Regions from separate parts of the Homo sapiens genome. Here all the other regions are linked to region 3. A link is a loop called in an ENCODE intact Hi-C map of the cell type or tissue named here. Cell type or tissue: A673. All regions are shown on one strand. Links, peaks and the distances in the headings refer to the core of each region. The heading gives the core; the rest is flanking DNA.

Region 1 (4,871 bases), core at 521-4,520, 250 kb before region 3:
TTTTCTTCGCGAGTGGAATTCTAGAGTTTGGGGACTATGATGCACAGAGAGAAACTGGTCAGGTCCAAAGATCTCAGAACTTAGGGGTTTCATGTTGTGGACAAACAAGGAAGAGAAAAGAGGGAATATGTCAGTCATATCGCCTGGACCAGATGGTTCTGGGTTTGGGAATCCTCATTTCTTGCATCTTACAGTTACTTAATCTATTACTTCTGTGCTTTTGGTTTTCTCTTTACTGTATCAACAGGCTACTGCAGGGGTCATAGCCTGGACATGGCCAACCAGAAAGATACTCAAGGAATGCTCAACAAAAGATAGCAGGTACACTTGATCCCTGCATAGAGCCACAGAAAAATATCATTTGTGAATTTAACTGCTAGAGGCTAATGGAAATAAAATGCAAACAGCCTAAAGAATTTCCAGCTTAATCAATATTCTTTTTTATCTGTAATCTTTATTTGTAAAAGAGAAACCTACTGTTTTTCCCTTAAGTTGTGATGCCAGCATAATGTGATCTCATGCAATGTGGGTGAAAGTTAAATGATTTTTTAAAATAAATGTATAAGAGTAAGTTTAATAAGTAGAAAATTTTGGGATTGAATTTTATTTTCAAGGTAATATTTACAGAAAAATAAAATGAAGCATGTGGTTTGAGGTGAGAAGAAAGTTGGTTTGAGGTGAGGAGAAAGTAACGAGACCCTTTCACTTTTAGCTTCATTCTGTTCCATATCATCAAATTTGTTCCCCGTATCAGGAAGCAACAAACATAAAGAGATAAAAAGTGATCTCAGAAAGGGCAAAATCTATGGTGTACTCCAAATGCTGTATAAGTCCCTTGGGTTTCTTTCTCAGGAAGTCAATTCCCTGTCCCATGACTGCCAGCTAGGGCTTGTGGCTTCTCGCCAATGTTCCCCCATAAAAAAAAAAAAAAAAAAAAAATCAGCTCAAGGTGTGACTGCAGCTCAAGTCTGATCTCTCCTGGTCAACTGGGAAATTTACAGGGGATACTTGCCCTTTACCAGGGAACAAAATTCTAAGCCACAGGAAACAAACTGGAGGAGGATTAATTGTAGGCTGAAAGACTATTGGGATGACAGTGGAGGGAGACGCTTATAAAATGTTAAGCAATGTGTTATTTTTATGAGGTAAGAGACCATATACAAAACAAATCTAATATGTGTGGTTTAGAGCACAGGCTTTGTGGTCAGGGACCTGAATGCAAATATTTCTCTGCCATTTACTTTGGGCAAGTCACCTGCCTCTCTAAGGCTCAGTTTCCTCATCCATCATTTGTGTATGATAAAAAGACAGTGCGGTTCTCAGTAGTCAAGTGCTCAATAAAAAGTAGCCATTCACAGAAGACAAATTTTACATATTCTCACTCATTTGTGGGAACTAAAAATTAAAACAATTGAATTCATGGAGATAGAGAACACAATGATGATTACCATGGGCTGGGAGGGGCAGTAGGAAGTGGAAGACATTGGGGATGGTTAATGGGTACAAAAATATAGTTAGATAGAATAAATAAGAATGTGATAGCACAACAGGGTGACTACAGTCAACAGTAATTTATTGTACATTTAAAAATAACTAAAAGTATAATTGGAATGTTTGTGACACAAAGAAATGATAAATGCTTGAGGTGATAGATACTCCATTTACCCTGATGTGATTATAATGCATTGTATGCCTGTATCAAAACATCTCATATACCCCATAAATACACACTCCGACTATGTACTCATAAAAATAAAAAATAAAATTTAAAAGCAGCTATTACTTTTTAGCTTTTATGAGATGCATAAGCTTTTTAACTAGAGTAATAAGAAATTACGCAAACATGCATAAGTGGAAATTATTAATGTTTCTTTGACAAAAATGTGAGATTGCTTTTATTTAAGGGACATTGTTAGTATGAATGCTTCAAAAACGGAATCAATAGTCATCCTACATTAAATCCAAATCGGTGTACTCTATACATCTGCCTACGTGTCTGCGTAAGCATGGGTGCTCCCCAAATTCCTGTAATTTATAAGAGCTATTTAATACTTACTTTCATTTTTCCTTCCCCACTCAGTTCTTTCATTTCTCCCGAATGAATCAAGGAGAAATCTCCCAGGAAGGCGAAACCTCTGGACCACCAAGTCCTTGAAGTAGGGCGACCCACTGCCACAGTTTTAATGGGAGTGTCCCGGTTTTAGCACTTAATAATCTCATGACCCGGGAGCTCCACTAGTCTTCTGCAAACTGCGATGGTGGTTTCCTCTACCTGGGAGCCTGGCAGCCCCACCAGGCCCTACAGGATTACATCTGTTGACTGCACTCAGTTTTACTTCATTGCAGGTGGTGTTTCTTTCCCTTGGTAGAGTTCTTTCACTAACACCCCTGTGAGTCTTGTCAGATGTGATTAAACTCTGGGCAACACAAATGGAATGAAAAGAGGGAGGTGGAATTGTTTTTTTTTTTTTTTTTTAACGTGAGATAACTGACAGGTAAGACTTGAGATGAACCGGGGGGTTAAAGAAGGGTATGCGTGCCTCTGGGTGCTTTGCTATCTATGTGCTCACACATAAGAAGGAGTATGTGTAATGTACTGAGGAAGAGACCTTGGGAAGCCCGACCTGGGCAGGAGCCCCTGGAAAGTGGGGGAGGGGAAGGCAGCCGTGGCTGCAAAATTGAGGCACACAGTTTCCCATCACGGCCTCCAGAGGGCGCCATCAGCCCGCAGTGGTTCTTTGCCTTTTGAGGGCGGGCAGAAGGAAGAGGATCCACCTGGAGGATGGGTAACGAGAGCTGCAACCCACTTCCTTCAGGGCTGGGGCATGCAAGAACGAGGAGTGGACCGCTCGCAGTGCTTGAATGTCCTCCTTGTTAACCCCAGCTGGGATAAGCACCTCCGCCTCATAAGATCAAAGCTCTTTCATTCCTGCTTTAACTTTGCCAGTTCCCTTTACTTCGGAAAGAATGAGAAACCTCATCCTAGCAATCCCAGGGATCTGTGCCCTCCAGAGGAAGATCTCTGCAAAGCTGTTTACAGCGGGTTGTTTGGAGGCCAGCTTCTCTGGCACGGCGCGGTGTCCCCGTGGAGCGTTTCCAGGGCGCGGAGGCCCTGGGTCACCAACTCGAATGAATAGTGAGTGAGCTGATTGCCGCTCCACGCTGATGGATGTATATTTGTTACATTTGAAGTGTTCTGAGAAAAGAACTGCTTCTGAAAAGAAGAGCTTTGTGTGAGCACAGTGAACATGAAGGGCGAGATTCCAAAACCTTTAGGAGGGTTTTCTTTCTATGCAAGAATGAGCCACAGAAAGCTGTTCCCAGCATCCTCTGCTAATCTAGGAACACCTATGGAAAAGCGTTGTCCCGGTCTCAATCCCAGGGATGGGAATCAGGAAGCACAGAAGCTGCCATCAGAGCCCAGGGCTGGCTCTGTCATTGCCCCTTGGGTGACCTGCCGGCAAACCGCTAGAGAGCCGAGCCTCAGTTTTCTCATCTGTAAAATGAGAGCCCGGTTGTAGGGTACCCAAGTTCCCTCCCAGGTCTGGCACTTCCTGAGGGTCCTATTGTTCACCATAGAGCTAATAATGCTAGTTCTCAATTGTTTTGTTCTTGGGACCCCTTCACAAATCTTAAAAGTACTGAGCCTCCCCCCACCCCATGGATCTGTGGGGGCTTCTTTTGCTATTTGGCAGTCAGTACTAATCAAACTAACTGACATAGAAGAATTTTAGCTTATACTTCATGTGTCTAAGGCTCTCTCCAAGGGCCTTCTCTCTGCCCTATCATGTTTACATTTGTCTTGGTTGATGTAAGGCACTGATTATGGCCTCTGGATGCACATTGGAATCACCTGTAGAGCTGAGACATAACCTCAGACCAATTCCCAGAGATTCTCATCTAGTTGGTCTCTGCTAGGGTAGTGGGGAGGGGGCTACCAGGTGATTTTTAATGTGTAGCCAGGCTTGAGAAGGGCCACTCTGATAGCTCTGTGGTTCTCAAAGTCAGCCGGCAGCATCAGTATTACCTGGGAACTTGTTAGAAATGCAAATTCTCAGGCCTGCCAAGGACCTACTAGGGCAGAGCCCAGGAATCTGTTTTAACAAGCCTTCCAGGTGATTTGAATACATGCTACAGTTTGAGACCCAGTGTTCTCAATTGCCACACCTCCACAGCTTCCACTCCCACCTTCACCATCACCTCCATCAACTAAGTAAGCCCATGAAAATGTTTCAGGTTCCCATCTTCCAAGGTGCAGCTGTCTGTGTTTGCAGTGGTGACAGGGGCTTGGGTGACTGTGGCATCATTTGCATGTGAGAAGCTGCTGGGCTCTTCAGCAAGAATGAACCAAAGGTCACTAAATGCCACACACATATTCCATTCAGCAAATATTTATTGCATAAATATTTATTGAGGTACCAGCCTACTGCTGAGGGCATCACCTTACAGAATGCTTGCTGCATAGGAGATGCTTCAGAAATGCTGGCTGATGAAACCTCAAGGCCTTTTTGCAGCCATTCATGCTGCCTAAGAATTATGCATCCTGTTTACTCTGTCCTTACCTTCGACACATGGAAGCTCTAATCCTTGGGAATCCTGAAAAGCAAGGGTCCCTCTGGCACAGCAACCAAAAAGAAAATCACAACCACACCTAGCCTGTGCTAGCCTTGCCAATGATATTGCTTTTGCAAAGAATGGAAAATATTTGCAAATGGTTGAATGTTGAATCATGGGTTCTATGACATTAATGTTTATAAAATTCCATTTTACTATGGAAACAATAGGCTAATTGTTAGAGTGGATGGAGATCTATAGGATTGTCTCCTCCACACTCACATACTTGTTTTTCTAGAAACTGCCACCTTTCCCAT
Region 2 (4,871 bases), core at 521-4,520, 160 kb before region 3:
GCTGTGCCAGGTGCTTTTTATATACTTTTATTAATCCCTCCAGCAATCCTGGAGATAGGTATTAGTATCTCCTTTTTACAGATAAGAAAACTGGAATTCAGATAAACCAAAACACCTTCCAATATCACACAGCGAGTGGCAGAGCCAGGATTTGACCTAAGCTTTGTCTGCCTCCAGAACCCATGTTCGCTTCCCTACAGGATGCTGCCTTTGCAGAGGGAAGGATCTTAAGTCATAGACGATTATTCCGCTCACCCTTTCACTCGTCCCCTATTCCACACACCTGAAAAATATTTATATATCAGAAGAAACTGCCTAAGGTATGCAGCTGAATGGTGGCTGAGCTCAGCATAGTCCAAGAGTCTGCACAGGTGTTGACTGGACTCCCAGAAGCCAGAAATAGTCTCAAGCTTCTTTACAGCACAAAGAAAAGACACTCACCCACAATGTAAGCAAATACAACAAATCAACTGGATTGTGATAGTTAAATAGGTTATGTCTCTGTGAGGTTTTGGTATCAGAATGATGCTGGCCTCCTAGAATGAGTTATGAAGGAATCCCTCCTTTTCGATTTTTTGTAATAGTTTCAGTAGGATTTGGTACCAGCTCTTCTTTATACATCTGGTAGAATTTAGCTGTGAATCCATCTGGTCCAGCAGTTTTTCTGTTTGGTAGGTTTTTTTTTTTTTTACTTACTGATTGAATTTCAGAACTCATTATTAGTCTGTTCAGGGATTCAGTTTCTTCCTGGTTCTATCTTGGGGCGGCGGGGGGTGGGTGTTGTATGTTTCCAGGAATTTATCTATTTCTTCTAGCTTTTCTAGTTTGTGTGCATAGAGGTGTTCATAATAGTCTCTGAGGATTTTTTTTTTATTTCTGTGGGGTCAATGGTAATGTCACCTTTGTCATTTCTAATTGTGTTTATTTGGATCTTTTATTAATCTAGCCAGTGGTCTATCAATCTTATTTATTCTTTCAAAACCCCAACTTTTGGGTTCACTGATCTTTTGTATGGTTTTTCACATCTGAATTTAGTTCAGCTCTGATTTTGGTTTTTTTCTTCTGCTAGCTTTGGGGTTAGTTTGCTCTTGCTTTTCTAGTTCCTCTAGTTGTGATATTAGGTTGTTAATTTGATACCTTTCTGACTTTTTGATGTAGGCATTTAGTGATGAAGGCACTGTACTTCTCTCTCAACACTGCTTTAGCTGTGTCCCAGAGATTCTGATATGTTATATCTCTGTTTTCATTCATTTCAGATAATTTCTTGATGGCTGCCTTAATTTCATTGTTTACCTAAAAGTCATTCAGGAGCAGATTGTTTAATTTCCATGTAATTGTGTGGTTTTCAGCAGTTTCTTAATATTGATTTCTATTTTTATTTTGCTGTGGTCTGAGAGTATGGTTGGTATGATTTCAGTTAGAATTTATTGAGAATTGCTTTGTGGCCAAGTGTGTGGTCTGTGCCATGTGCGGATGAGAACGATGTATGTTCTGTTGTTGTTGGCGGTAGTGTTCTGCAAATGTCTGTTAGGTCCATTTGGTCCAGTGTTGAGTTTGGGTGCCAAATATCTTTTTTAGTTTCCTGCCTCGGTGATCTGTCTGATGCTGTCAGTGGGGTGTTCAAGTCTCCCACACTTACTGTGTAGTTATCTAAGTCCCTTCATAGGTTCCTAAAAATTGTTTATGAATATGGGTGCTCCAATGTCAGGTGCATATATATTTAGGATAGTCAAGTCTTCTTGTTTAATTGAACCCTTTGCCATTATGTAATTCCCTTCTTTGTCTTTTTGATCATTGTTCCTTTAAAGTCTGTTTTTTCTGAAATAAGAAAAGCAACACCGGCTTTCTTTTTTTTTTTTTTTTTTCCTGTTTGCTTGAGAGATCTTTCTCCATCCCTTTACTTTGAGCCTATGGATGTCATTGCATGTGAGATGGGTCTCTTGAAGACAGAATACCTGAAACACTCCTATGCACTTTCCAAGGTGCTGCTGAAGTGTAATGTGTTTGAAAAGCCCTTCTGGATGCACTTAGAGAGAATTAATTATTCCTTCCCCAGAGCACTCATAGACCTTTGTACGTGCTCCTGCTATAGTTCCTTTTCACACGTGCTATGCTGAAATGCATCTTCTGCTAGAATGAGAAATCAACAAGAGTAGGAACTGTTTCTTAATTGTCTCAATATCCTCAGAGCCTACCTACACAGCAGATATTCAATAAATGTTAATAAGATGACTACTGAAAAGATGACTACCTACCTACACAGTTCCTTTTCACACGTGCTATGCTGAAATGCATCTTCTGCTAGAATGAGAAATCAACAAGAGTAGGAACTGTTTCTTAATTGTCTCAATATCCTCAGAGCCTACCTACACAGCAGATATTCAATAAATGTTAATAAGATGACTACCGTACTACCACCACTAGAGGGCAATGTAACCGAGATTACTATACACCACAGGTGCAGTTCCAGATGAATAACGAAAGTAACTTTTTAAAAAATAACATATTTCTCACATATTCTTTGTATTTTTCCATGCATTTTAGTCAATTCGGTATTTAAGTTTGAGGAAACATTCAACAAATGTAAAAAGAACACTTGAAACAGAGGCTAAGTGCCAGAGTGCTAAAGAGCATAAGGATTAATTGCCTGGCCTGGAGAGAAAAAACTACAAAATACAAATGGGATTGGAGATGGGATTCATCTCAGACAGAAAGCAGCTATCCTAATAAATTAGTGCTGTATGTTCTCACATTCTCAGAATGCTCCATCCTCCACGTTAACCACAAGGTGGAATTAAGCATCATTGTATCTAACAAAGAAATGAATTACAAGGAAATAAACATTTATGAGTGCTTGTAATTCAGTAGAATACAAATCGAGTGTAACTTTCAATTTAAGAAGTTTCTGTATATTTATTTCTGGAACATAGCAATTCTACAGCTGGCTTTCCTTCTGTTTAGATTTCAGACCAGTGATGAAACAAGAATTCAAGGAGCAAGTTTCTTTCTTTTTTTTTTTTTTGAGACTGAGTCTCACTCTGTCACTCAGGGTGAAGTGCAGTGGGCAATCTTGGCTCCCTGCAAACTGCCTCCCAGGTTCAAGCGATTGTCCTGCCTCAGCCTCCTGAGTAGCTGGGATTACGGTGCGTGCCACCATGCCCAGCTAATTTTTGTATTTTTTAGTAGAGACAGGATTTCACCATGTTATCCAGGCTGGTCTCAAACTCCTGACCTCAAGTGATCCGCCCACCTCAGCCTCCCAAAGTGCTGGGATTACAGGCATGAGCCATCATGCCTGGCCTCAAGGGACAAGTTTCTGATGTGACATTTCTTCTGTACAATGTAAATAAACTTTAGAGGAAACTCCACTCAGTGCCATTTCCAGGGCAACAGATGACACCTCCTCTGTGAAACTTTTCCCCACCTTTCCAGCTACAAAAAAGCTCTCCACCAGTTTTGCTCCCATAGTTCTTTATTTGTACCCCCCAGTAGTACCCTTCACATTCTACCTTGTATTGCATTTACCTGGGTTCATGCCTTAGCTCCCCTCCTAGACTGGAAATCCTGGAGGATCTGGGCATGTCTGTTCATCCTCATAACCCAGAGTGTCTATTAATATCTCACATCATAGATGTTTGCTAAGTTTGGTTTAATTAAACTAAATGGAATGGAGTTTGTGTTCCAGTAACTGTGGCTCTGAAGCCTGCTTTTTTTAGTCTGTTTTCACTTTTTCTTCCCACAGTTGATTTATCAGCAGCACCCATCAGTTTCGAATGTGGACAGATTCATTTTGATTAAACGGCTTTCTATCACAAACATTTAGAACCAGTACCACAATTTAGCTAACAGTTACATATTTATTACTTAACCTCACTTGGCTTCAGTTTCCTCATCTGGATTTTTAGAAGGGGGAATGGACAAAATGTTTTTCAAAAAAAACACAAATTAATAACTAATGTCCCTTTTGTTATTTTTTCCTACCCATGAAGCCTATGTTTTGAATGATTTGGCCAATCTAACTGCATTTACACATTCAAAGTTTATTATTATCTCTTTAATGAATTCAAGCATAAGTAATTGTTAACAGTTGAATAATGTGTTTTTATCATACTGATGATATAATTTTGGCCCTAATTATGTATTTGTTTATTGAATGCCTACTGGGTATCAGGTTCTGTTCTTGACATTAAGGATAACTGTGAACAGAAGAGTCAACATCCCTGCCCAAGTGGTGCTTACATTCTAGTGAGGGTAAAAACAAAGAAACTTGATTATCATCTATCAAGGTTAAGTAGGTCTGTACAGCACTATTTGATTAATAATTGTGTGACTTAATTTAGGCTTTTTAGAGCTTTGAAATAGCTTGGGTTTCACACTGTCTACTGTGTCTAGGGTCCTTCTTTGTCAAGGACACCAGTGGTTAGAAGCTCTCTGAGATCCCTTCTACCGTGAATGTTTTGCTCATAATTTTCCTGACTATATTAGTTTTCTATTATGGTGTCAAAAATCACAAATTAAGTAGATTAATTAAAAAAAAACATTCATGATCTCATAGTTCTGTGGGTCAGGAGTAGGCTTCACCGGTTTCTCTACTTAGGGGCTCACAAGGCTGAGGCCCAGGTGTGGGCCATCTGGGCTTTTATCTGGAGGCTCTACAGAGAACCCACTTATAAGCTCATTCAGGTTGTTGGCAGTATCCAGTTCCTTGCAGTTGTGGGGCTGAGATCCCTGTTTCCTGACTGGCAGTCAGCCAGGGGCCTCTCTTTTAGCTCCTTAGGGCCACTTACATTCTCAGATAGCTCTCTCTGTCATCAAAGCCAGCAATGGCACAGGGAGCCTTTCTCACACTAAGAATCTCTCTGACTTCTGCT
Region 3 (4,871 bases), core at 242-4,241:
ACATGGCGAAACCCATCTCTACAAAAAAATACAAAAATTGGACAAGTATGGTGGCACACACCTGTAATCCCAGCTACTTAGGAGGCTGAGGCACAAGAATCAGTTGAACCCGGGAGGTGGAGGTTGCAGTGAGCCAAGATCATGCCACTGAACTCCAGGCTGGGCAACAGAGCAAGACTCTGTATCAAAAAAAAAAAAAAGCATTGATTGTATGCAGAAAAGAGTTAACATAATAGGCCTGAGACAGCTATTCTTAGGAAGGCCTGCTTACGAGGTTGGCCTTTGGTTGGCATCTGGGAACTTGGATTTTGGGAGGGGCCCCACTATTGTCAAAACTGATAACCATGGTTCACTGTGCTGAAACTGTGCATGCAAACAATATGGTATGTGCTGAACACCTGCTTGTCTTTTCTGGAGGTCTGGAATGTTGGTATATACTAGGTAAAGGGTGCCTGTGTGACCAGCCCCCGTTAGAAACCCTGGGCACTGAGTCTCTAATGAGCTTCACTGAGAGGCAACATTTCACATGTACTGTCACACCTCCCTGGAGAAATGAAGCGTGGCCTGCATGACTCCAATAGGAGAGAACTCTTAGAAGCTTGTGTCTGATTTCCTGTAGACCTTGCTCCATGCACGTTTCCCCTTTGCTGATTTTGCTTTGAGTGTATCATTGTATTGTAATAAATCTTAGCCATGAGTGTGACTATATGCTGAGTCCTGTGAGTCTTCCTAGCAAATCACTGGCCTTGGGTTGATCTTGGGGACCCTGACGCAGACAGACACCATGGTCTTAGACCAAGCATGATTCATCTTCTGGGAACTGGTCACCTTGGGGTTCTGTCAGTGGAGAGGAAGAGTGGTATGGCTGTGGAAAGTGACACAGTGTCTGCCACACAAATTGGTATTTCACTGAAAGATGTACTTATCAGAACAATGAGGACACCTAAAGACATCTGTAGGGGTTTTGTCACTTGCAACCAGATTCTCTGACTCATTGTGATAAAGATGCTTATTACAATTTGAACAGAAATCCAAATGGTAAAACATTTTACTGATAATCTCATTCAAACCTACCCTCCTTGACCTCTTATTCTGTGGGAAAAAGAGACTGTAATACCATGGAGAGAAAGTATGGGGAGGACAATTCCAAATGCCAGTGGCAGGATGGCCAGCATGATGCCTCCGGCCAGTAAGCTTGCCCTCTGAAGAAGGGTGAATGCTCCTGTGTTTGTAAATACTGGAGGCTCAGTGGATTGTCTTGAGAGGAGGGAGTCCTGATCAATTTAGTGATTGGTTCTTTTTTTTGTTTGTTTCATTTTGAGACAAAGTCTCACTCTGTTGTCACCCAGGCTGGAGCGCAGTGGTGCAATCTCGGTGCACTCCAACCTCCGCCTACCAGGTTCAAGTGATTCTCCCATCCTCCCACCACAGCCTCTCAAGTAGCTGGGACTACAGGCACACACCATCACACCCAGTTAATTTTTGTACTTTTAGTAGAGACGGGGTTTCACCATGTTGCCCAGGCTGGTCTCAAACTCCTGAGCTTAGTGATCCACCCGCCTTTGCCTCCCAAAGTGCTGGGATTACAGGTATGAGCCATGGTGCCCAGCCTCAACTGATTTGTTCTTACATTAGAAAATGAGCAGGAGAGCTGAGCCACAAATCTGTTTCCATGCTGATGTTTTCCCATCCTGAATAATCATCTGCCTGCCTGTGGAAAGGGAAAATGCAAACGTCTCCATGCAACTGAACACCCAAGTGTTTGCCATAGTATTAGCAAAACACAGCATGGCCAAACATGGAAAATAGCCCCAGAGAATGCCATTTTGCTCAAGAAGACCTTGGAGGAATATCTGGCCTGTTCAAGCACTTTCCCTACCCTGAATCTCTTTGGCTATAATTTGCCCATTTTTAATCAATCAATAATCATATTTCTGGGTTCTGGGGCTGAGACAGAGATCGAAGAAAGTGAAAGGCATGGTTCATGCCCTTATAGAGACTACATATAGCTAGACCGAAAACAGTGAGAAGCAAAACTGTGGGTGCTTTGAACTGTACATGCAGTGGGAATTAAGGAATGATGTAGTCAGGCTGAAGTGACCAGGGACATTTCCTGGGGACAGGACTTGAAGATGAGTTGGCTTTAGACTAATGCTGGGGAGTGGGAACTGACCTGGGCAGCAAAGCAAGGCACAGAGGCAGAGATGAACTCTGAATGTTCAGGGCTCACCAGGGAGACTGGCTGGGGGCTTCCATGGGGAAGGAGAGGGAAGCCTGGTCAGAGAATAGGACAAGACCAGGGAGAGAAGATCTTGACAACAGATGAAGGGCAGAGCGAGGAGTTTGAATTTGATGAGGACTGCCATCTACTGGCAGTTGATGCAGGCTCTTGGGCAGTAGTGTGGCCTTGGTCCCGCTGAGGTGGGCAGGGGGAGCTAGAGACAAGGAGAATCTCTAGGAACCCCCAACCCTGAAACAGAAGCCTGAGTTTCAACTGGAGGCGGGAGAGGAGAGTCAGCGAGAACGAAGATGGACAGACTGCGGAAACATAAATGAAGGTAGGAACAGCGGAGCTCGAAGAGTAAATGCAGAGAGTGGACACAGAGGCCAAGAGGCTTGGCTCCAGGGCTTTCTTCCTAGGAGACCAGAATTTCCCCTTGTGCAGGCTGAGGACACATACAGATGCTCCTTGTTCCCATTAAGCCTCACGCTGACACCCCAAGATGGTTAGGAAGTGGCTTGGCAAGGTCCCTCCCAGGCCTTTTGGAAATCTCCATGAAGGAGTGTCTGTTTCTCCTCCCCATTCTTCCTTCTCCTTCCACACCCCCTGACCCACCCCTTTCTCTTTCTCTTTCCCTCTCTCCTTCTACCCCTCCTTCTCCTATTCGAACTTTCTGGCTTCTGCAGGAAAAGCAGCCACAGTTTCTTCCCACTGCCCACCCCCCAACCCCTGCCCCAATGCTTGGAGGACAGACCCATCCCTTTGCTGGGTTCAGGAAGATTCTAAAACACTTCGGCCTGCTGCTTCCACCAGCCCGGCTCCAGCTGCATCCCCAGGAACCTGTCCAAAAAGAAGGGTTCAGATCACATAGGGAGCTCCTCTTGCTCTTCAAACTCCCAAGCTGCTGCTAACCAGCTTGTGGAGAGAGGGGATGAAGCGAAATTTAGGGCAGGAAGAACATGAGCCTGCTAGCATAATCCACTTCTATCGCAAAGCGAGCGGGTATGCTCAGGCCTGCGGCCAGGTACAGGGCACACAACCCTCTGTCAGCCCTGCTGTGTCTCCTCAAGGGGGCAGAGCTGTCTTCTTACATGTGTGTGCATGGGTGTGTGCACACACATCCACACACGCAGGAACGCACCTGACATTAGGAAAAAGTCATTCTAACCCCCTAGTTGGTCTCAATGGACTCCTGCAGCTGTAGATGGGAATTTGAAAGCCCAGATCAGCATAGAAACCAGCCTTAACCAGTTGGCTGAGCCATGGTCAAGTAAATTAATAAATCCTGGTGCCTGCAAAATCTAGATCTCAGGAATAATGGGGTGGGGGGAGGAAACTGGTTCTGCCTGTAGAATGCAACTGACCAGCACAGGCTGAGATTTCTTTGTTTGTTTTTCAGATGGAGTCTCAAACTATCACCTGGGCTGGAGTGCGATGGCATGATCTCGGCTCACTGCAACCTCTGCCTCCAGGGTTCAAGCGATTCTCCTGCCTCAGCCTCCCAAGTAGCTAGGACTACAGGTGCGTGCCACCACGCCCGGCTAAGTTTTTGTATTTTTAGTAGAAACGGGGTTTCACTATATTGGCCAGGCTGATCTCAAACTCCTGACTTCATGATCTACCCGCCTCGGCCTCCCAAAGTGCTGGGATTACAGGCATGAGCCACTGCACCTGGCCCAGGCTGAGATTTCTAAGCCCCATCCTTTGAGCAGCTAGCCTCCCAGAAGAACCATTTCCTACCACACACAGCGCTCTGCACACTGGAGGCACTCCACAAACACTGTGCAAGGGGCTGTGGATTTTCCTGGAGAAGGCTCTAAACCACCAGTGGTCTTGGCTGCAAGGAAGCAGCCTCTCCCACTTGTAATTTATCCAAGGCCATTTGGTTAAGCCAGGAGCCCCAGAACAGCCCACACCTGCAAGGCAGGTGATGTTTATGGCAAAACTTTCAAGTAGGTGTACACCCTTGAGGTTTCTTTCCAAAGCACAAAGGTTGGAGGATGTGACCAGTGTCTGGAATTTGTACCAAAAGTTCTGCTCTCCTTTGAGACTCTCTCCCCCATATGTACACATATGCAACACACATAAACACAAAGTCACGTATGGACATATGTACACACATCAACATAGTCATGTGTACACATAATTACACACTTTCTTCTTTTTTATTCAAATGTTTTATTAATTGTAAAGGTGGCAGACTCTCTGTAATAGGCCAGATATTACAGAGATGATTTTTTTAAAAGTAATCATCTCAATCCCTTAACACAGCAGTCCCAACCTTTTTGGCATCAGAGACCAGCTGTGTGGAAGACAATTTTTCCACGGATGGCGGGGTTGGTGGAGGATAGTTTCAGGATGAAACTGTTCCCCCTCAGATCATCAAGCATTAGATTCTTATAAGGAGTGTGCAACCCAGATCCCTCGCATGTGCAGTTCACAATAGGGTTCACACTCCTATGAGAATCTAATGTGCTGCTGATCTGACAGGAGGCGGAGCTCAGGCAGTAATGCTCACTGGCCCACTGCTCACCTCCTGCTGTGTGGTCCAGTTCCTAACAGGCCAGGACCAGTACTGGTCCATGGTCCAGGGGTTGGGGACCCTGTCTTAACATAATCAGTGTTAGCAGTTTGCAGCATATCCTTCTGT

What was found. A loop is a pair of places that touch in the nucleus more often than their neighbours do. Peaks named below come from ENCODE experiments on the same cell type or tissue, not always from the same donor. Only the 100,000 strongest peaks of a DNase experiment are listed, where the experiment ranks them.
Region 1: it touches region 3 in a loop (11-fold over the local background); 31 of 110 quality-filtered maps call a loop at or near these places.
Region 2: it touches region 3 in a loop (8-fold over the local background); 22 of 110 quality-filtered maps call a loop at or near these places.

What each region holds. Positions count from the first base shown.
Region 1 is chr10:91,295,719-91,300,589 of GRCh38, forward strand. No RefSeq gene overlaps it. Among named protein-coding and RNA genes, the nearest start is that of PCGF5, 77 kb to the left of the region's middle. In A673, for the core only: CTCF peaks have their summits at 994 and 2,719 (motif pointing right); DNase peaks (open chromatin) are centred at 933 and 2,753; H3K4me3 peaks cover 575 bases.
Region 2 is chr10:91,387,384-91,392,254 of GRCh38, forward strand. All of the region lies in intron 3 of HECTD2-AS1 (HECTD2 antisense RNA 1), which reads right to left. Among named protein-coding and RNA genes, the nearest start is that of HECTD2, 21 kb to the right of the region's middle. In A673, for the core only: a CTCF peak has its summit at 2,437 (motif pointing right); a DNase peak (open chromatin) is centred at 2,448.
Region 3 is chr10:91,549,637-91,554,507 of GRCh38, forward strand. The region is part of intron 1 of HECTD2-AS1 (HECTD2 antisense RNA 1); the gene reads right to left. LOC105378433 (a long non-coding RNA gene) reads left to right here and starts at 3,695. Exons shown (of 3, transcript XR_007062244.1): 1 at 3,695-3,742. In A673, for the core only: CTCF peaks have their summits at 2,391 (motif pointing left) and 3,284 (motif pointing right); a DNase peak (open chromatin) is centred at 2,385.